Linked DNA regions of Homo sapiens: region 1 is linked to region 2. A link is a contact called in ENCODE Hi-C or POLR2A ChIA-PET data. All regions are on one chromosome and are shown on one strand. Each heading gives the region's core, a stretch centred on a gene start or an enhancer-like site at or near the end of the contact. The rest is flanking DNA. Distances are from core to core; before and after follow the strand shown. Region 1 holds the start of RPN1 (ribophorin I). Region 2 holds the start of RAB43 (RAB43, member RAS oncogene family).

Region 1 (2,700 bases), core at 9-2,508, 470 kb before region 2:
TGCTTAGAAGAAATGTGACACTATAATGACTATTCTCTCAACAAATAATTAGGTAATCATTTAATGAAATTGTTTAACAACAATAGTAATAAAAACCAAACCTCTGTGTATGTACATTCCCTTTACTCCCAAACCCAACATTTTCTTTGGTGATCACTGAAATACCTGGAAACATTTAAGCCAAACACAGCCATTTATTGCCGAGGTGTAAGAATGAGAAGCAGCAGGGGGAAGGGAGAAAATTGGACTTTCCTTTTCTGTACAGCATAAGAGAACTTATATTACGTGCAGGAGTTTTAAAACTAACTTTAAAAAGAGTTTTAACATTTAGAAAGCGTTCACTAGGAACCTTAAAATGCATCACATTCATAGGGATTTCAAGTGATTACCAACTTAAAAATGCGAAACCTGTTACATTTCTGATGGTTCTCTATGTCTAGAAAGAAGCACCTACAACGGACCAGATACTGAATTAAGAGAATGAAATTCACTTTAATTCATTTATTTGTCCTCTACTTGAGCCACCTCGTCGGGCCGTGAGAAATGAAGTCTGGCGCCCGCTGGCACCGGGCCGAGGGGCTGCCGCGCTCGCCTTACGGAAGGGAGGTGCGTTCTACCGGCCCGAGGTCTCCCGAGCGGTGCCGAGAACGGCCCAAACAGGGGCAAGCTCCGAGGCTGGTCGGCCGCGGATCCCAGCAGCTGCCCACGTGAGCAGCGACCCGCGCGGGGGCAGGCCGGTGCTGACGTGGCCCAGGCAGGAGGGCGGGCGCGCACCGGGGGCAGCGGAGGCGCCGGGGCCCCTGGCCACCCAGGACTCCTCGCGGGCCCCGAGGCAATCCCACGGACCCCCTGTGCCCCGCCCGCCGCCCGGGTCTCCGCATTTCCTGAGGCCTAGAGGGGCGCGGGCGGAGTCGGGGGACCGCCAGGAAGGGAGGCGGGAAGGGTCCCGGGAGCGGCGGCGAGGGGTCGCCCACACTCACCTGCACGCCCAGGTGCGCCAGCCGGGCCTCGAGCTCAGGCTCCAAAGCCAGCAGGAAAGAGGTAGCTCGGGACGTGGAGCCGCCGCCCAGGTGCGCCAGGACCACCTCGGCCGTCACCTTAGCCAGGTGGCTGCTTAGGTCCACTGTGCGCTTCACGTCCTCATTGATCAGCGGCGGTGCCTCGGAGGAGGCGCTGCCCGGCGCCGGGGCCCAAGTCCCAAGCAACAGGAGCAGAAACAAGCCGGCGGCTGGCGCCTCCATGACCGGGAAGAGCAGTGCGCCAGGGCGGGTAGGGCCCGGGCGCGGTAGCCCGCCCTCCCGCCACTGAGCAGCCGTTCATTGGGCAAGGGCTGGTGACACAAGATGGCGGCGCCGAACAAGGAAGGACCCTGTCTCCGGGGCAACCGGGAAGCCGACCCGGCGCCTGATTGCTAAAGCCCTCTCAGAGCTGCTCGGGATATCCTTCTGTTCGTAGTGCGAGTGTACTTACTTTTTTTTTTTTTTTTTTTTTTTTTTTTTTTTTTTTTTGAGACGGAGTCTCGCTCTGTCGCCCAGGCTGGAGTGCAGTGGCACGATCTCAGCTCACTGCAAGCTCCGCCTCCCGGGTTCACACCATTCTCCTGCCTCAGCCTCCCGGGTGGCTGGGACTACAGGCGCCCGCCACCACGCCCGGCTAATTTTTTTTTATATTTTTAGTAGAGATGGGGTTTCACTGTGGCCTCCATCTCCTGACCTCGTGATCCGCCCACCTCGGCCTCCCGAAGTGCTGGATTACAAGCGTGAGCCACTGCGCCCAGCCGCGAGTGTACTTATTATTACTAGTTTTCACTTACCTAATTTTTACAGGAGCGGCCCTTGCCTAGGTCTCTACTCTCTCCTACCATTCTTCCTGTCCAATAATTCTGCTCGTTTTGCTCCTTAAAACAGTGAAATTTTGCTCAGATTGAGAAAGTAAAAGTTGGCCTTCCCCAACATCCACGGATGAATGCTAAAATTAGTAGGCAGAACTTGAAGCCGAAACAGGATATATGCAAAGTTTCAAAACATCTCTACTAAAATGTTTAGTAATTAGGCCGGGCACGGTGACTCACGCCTGTAATTCCAGCGCTTTAGGAGGCCGAGGCGGGTGGATCACCTGAGGTCAGGAGTTCGAGACCAGCCTGGCCAACATGGTGAAACCCCGTCTATACTAAAGATACAAAAAATTAGCCGGGCGTGGTGGCAGGCGCCTGTAATTCCAGCTACTTGGGGTGGCTGAGGCAGGAGAATCGCTTGAACCTGGGAGGCGGAGGTTGCAGTGAGCTAAGATCGCGCCATTGCACTCCAGCCTAGGCGACAGGGTGAGACTCCTTCTCAAAATAAATAAATAAATAAATAAAATAAAATTAGCCGGGTGTGGTGGTGCGTGCCTGTAATCCCAGCTACTCCAGAGGCTGAGGTACCAGAATCATTTGAACCCGGGAGGCAGGAGATGCAGTGAGCCAAGATCGTGCCACTGCACTCCAGCCTGGGCGACTGGGCGAGACTCCCTCTCAAAAGGAAATTAAAAAATAAAAATAAAATGTTTAGTAATTACAAAGGAAAAAATAGTTTACAGTGGAGAATCCTGGCAGGCACCACTTTAAACAAGTGATCAAAGTTAACATCACCACATATAAAATATAGTAACATTAGGTATCTACTAATAGGATCCATTGAGAAAGGCACATCACTTCTGTGG
Region 2 (2,700 bases), core at 27-2,526:
TGATTTCATTCATCACAAATATTTATCAAACCACTGCCAGGACATTGTGGCAACCACATCCTGCTGTTTTTATTCGGAGCCATTGCCAAAGCTTGGTTCTCTCCCCCACCTTCCGGTATCTGTGAAGTTTTCAGTTTCTATCAAACTCCAGCTGGGGGAGGGAACCGGGGCTGGCCCTAGTCGAGTAAAGTTCCACCACCAGGTCCACAAAGAGACTGCAGGGAGGCGTGGCCAGGCCGGAAATTCTGACAAAAAGTTTTGGCCCTCTGGTCCTAAAAGCAACTACTTCCTGATCGCTCCTAGTCCTGGGGTGGGGATGCAGTTCTCTGGCTGAGTGCCCCGCCGGTGGGCTGAGCTGGGGGCTGCCATCGCGGTGGATGGAGGTGGGGGGTCTGATCTCCGCACTCCAAGGCGCTCCGCTAGTACCTGGAACAGGGGAGTCTAACCCCCTGCCTTCCAATGGCTAAAGTTATTTTGGAGCACAGTCCCCTCCTAGGGTGTGAGCTCCGGAGGGCAGGGCCGCCTCCTCCACACTCCCTCGCCCCCCCCCCCCCCAGCAACCCACGGCCGGCGCTTTGAGGACTTGAACCCGGCCCAGACCCCGGGGCCCAGGCCTGCTCCGACCCGAGGAAGGAAAAAGGGGAAGCCAAAGGAAACTTCAGATGGACGCGGGGTGCGCTCGCCGCGGCCAGGGGCTCCGCTGCCCCCGCCCCACCCTCCGAGGGAGCGCCTTCCAGGGGCCCTGGCCGGCCTCCCACCTTGACCCGCTTGCCCTGGATCTCCAGCGTCTTCATGGTGAAGTCGACGCCGATGGTGCTTCCCTGGCGCTCCGAGAAGGCGCCGGTCTTGAAGCGCTGCACCACGCACGTCTTGCCCACGCTTGCGTCGCCCACCAGCACCAGCTTGAACAGGAAATCGTACTGCTCGTCCGGGTCCCCCGGGCCTGGGCCCGGCCCTGCCATGGCCTAGAAGAAGCCGAAGGGCCGGCGCTCTGGACGCTGGGACCGGCCTGAGCTCACGCAAGCCGCGGGCCGAGCTCCGCCCGCTCCAGCCCACGGGCCGCCTGGCTACGTGGAGCCGCCGCAACACCTGAACCCCCAGCACTGCCGACCGCCTGCCTCGGCCTCGGCCCCGCCCCACCCCGGCTGGCTCCCGCCCCGGCCCGGCTCGGCCCCGCCCGGACCCGGTGCCCCGCGGGTTCGGCTCCCCCCCGGACCCGCCAAGCCGGGCCCTCCGCAAAGCTCCGGCCGGTCCTCAGCTCCGTGCCACACCAGTCTGGCCTGTAGGCCCGCCCCAGCCCGCCCCCGCCCGCCCCCGGCTCCGCCCTCAGGCTGGCACCCACTCCGCCCCCAGCCCAACCCTCGGGCCCACCTCAGCCCGACCCGGGTTCCGCCTACGTCCCCGCCCCCGACTCCGCCCTCAGCTCCGACCTCGACTCCGCCCCCAGGCCCACCTCAGCGCGCCCCGACTCCGACCCGACTCTGCCCTCAGCCCGACCTCGACTCCGCCCACAGGACCACCTCAGCCCGCCCCGACTCCGCCCTCAGCCCGAACTCGACTCCGTCCCCAGCTCCGACCTCGACTCTGCCTTCAGGCCCACCTCAGCCCTCCCCGACTCCGCCTTCAGCCCGACCTCGACTCCGCCCTCAGGCCCACCTCAGCACACCGCCCCGACTCCGCCCACAGGCCCACCTCAGCCCGCCCCGACTCCGCCCTCAGGCTCACCTCAGCTCTGACTCCGCCCCACCCGACTCCGCCCTCAGCCCCGACCCCAGCCCGACCCCGCCCTCAGCACCTCGGCCCCTCCTCCATCAACACCCCGGCGCGCCCACACCGCGGATCCGTCTGGCCCCCAAACCGCTGCCCACCCCGACCCTTCATCAGCTGGGACCCCCAGGTGCTGTCCCGCGCCTCCTGCTCGCCCCCCACCCAGGCCTGGTCCGCCTGCCCGGGATCCCCTACCTGCTGCCTCCCAGACCGCCGGTCAGGGACAGGCGGAGACCATGGCTGGAGCTCCGGGCCTGCAGGCCTAGACTAAGAATGACCCCCTCCGGAATGGATCACGGAGGAAGGGGACGACCACAGCAGTGTCACCTGAGTGCCCACTCTGACAGGCGGGCAGTGCAGTCTCCGAGAGTGGTGGGGGTCGCTCTTCCCAGGGGCGGAAGGGAAGGGAGGGAGCAGGCTGCAGAAGGCCAGAATCCAGGCTGGCTACAAAACTGCGGAGGAGCCCAAAATCCTTGTGAGGAGAGGACCCAGGGCCCCATTTGATGGGAAGCTAGGCCAGAAGGAGGAGCTGGGAGCTCTTGTCTCCAAAAGGCAGCCTAGCAGTGGTTGAAGCAGCTGCTAAACGGCTGGATGACCCAGCTCAGAGCAGCTACAGGCCCATTTGGGAAACTGACCCAGCCAAAAAGCACCAGTCTAGGAAGAGGAACAGAAAAACTTGAAGGGATTTCTGAGGAAGGGCAGACCAACTCCTGAGTTGGCCCAGTGAACCAGGGCGCCTCAGAGAAAGGAGACCCAAACATCTGTAAGAAGCTTATACTAGATCCAACAGGACTGGGCTTCCCAGCTCCGAAGATGGGAAGGAATTGACAGCACCCCTTACCCCTCTAGACAGCTTCCTTGTGGCACTCCAATTCCAGGTATTCAACATATTTAATGAATGGCTACTACAGGCGGGCATTGTCCTGGGGCCTT

Evidence for each region. Hi-C counts contacts between places; a loop is a spot of excess contacts on that map. ChIA-PET counts read pairs that join two places held with the same protein, here RNA polymerase II (POLR2A). Pooled maps may share reads with other maps.
Region 1: a map of naive thymus-derived CD4-positive, alpha-beta T cell shows a loop between it and region 2 (4-fold over the local background). The contact joins the promoter of RPN1 here to the promoter of RAB43 in region 2. A Hi-C loop is called at or near these places in 1 of 168 maps with a recorded cell type or tissue (naive thymus-derived CD4-positive, alpha-beta T cell), 1 of 37 single-sample maps with no recorded cell type and 12 of 50 pooled maps. POLR2A ChIA-PET finds 5 or more read pairs at or near these places in 3 of 52 experiments (PC-9, activated CD4-positive, alpha-beta memory T cell and activated naive CD4-positive, alpha-beta T cell).

Annotation. Positions count from the first base shown.
Region 1 is chr3:128,649,560-128,652,259 of GRCh38, forward strand. It overlaps RPN1 (ribophorin I), which reads right to left and starts at 1,259. Exons shown (of 10, transcript NM_002950.4): 1 at 981-1,259. The coding sequence starts at 1,241. RefSeq lists enhancers at 483-552, 1,223-1,492, 1,653-1,732 and a silencer at 703-972.
Region 2 is chr3:129,120,528-129,123,227 of GRCh38, forward strand. RAB43 (RAB43, member RAS oncogene family) reads right to left here and starts at 1,277. Exons shown (of 3, transcript NM_198490.3): 1 at 759-1,277. The coding sequence starts at 962. All of the region lies in intron 11 of ISY1-RAB43 (ISY1-RAB43 readthrough), which reads right to left. RefSeq lists an enhancer at 1-306 and silencers at 1,087-1,266, 1,287-1,506.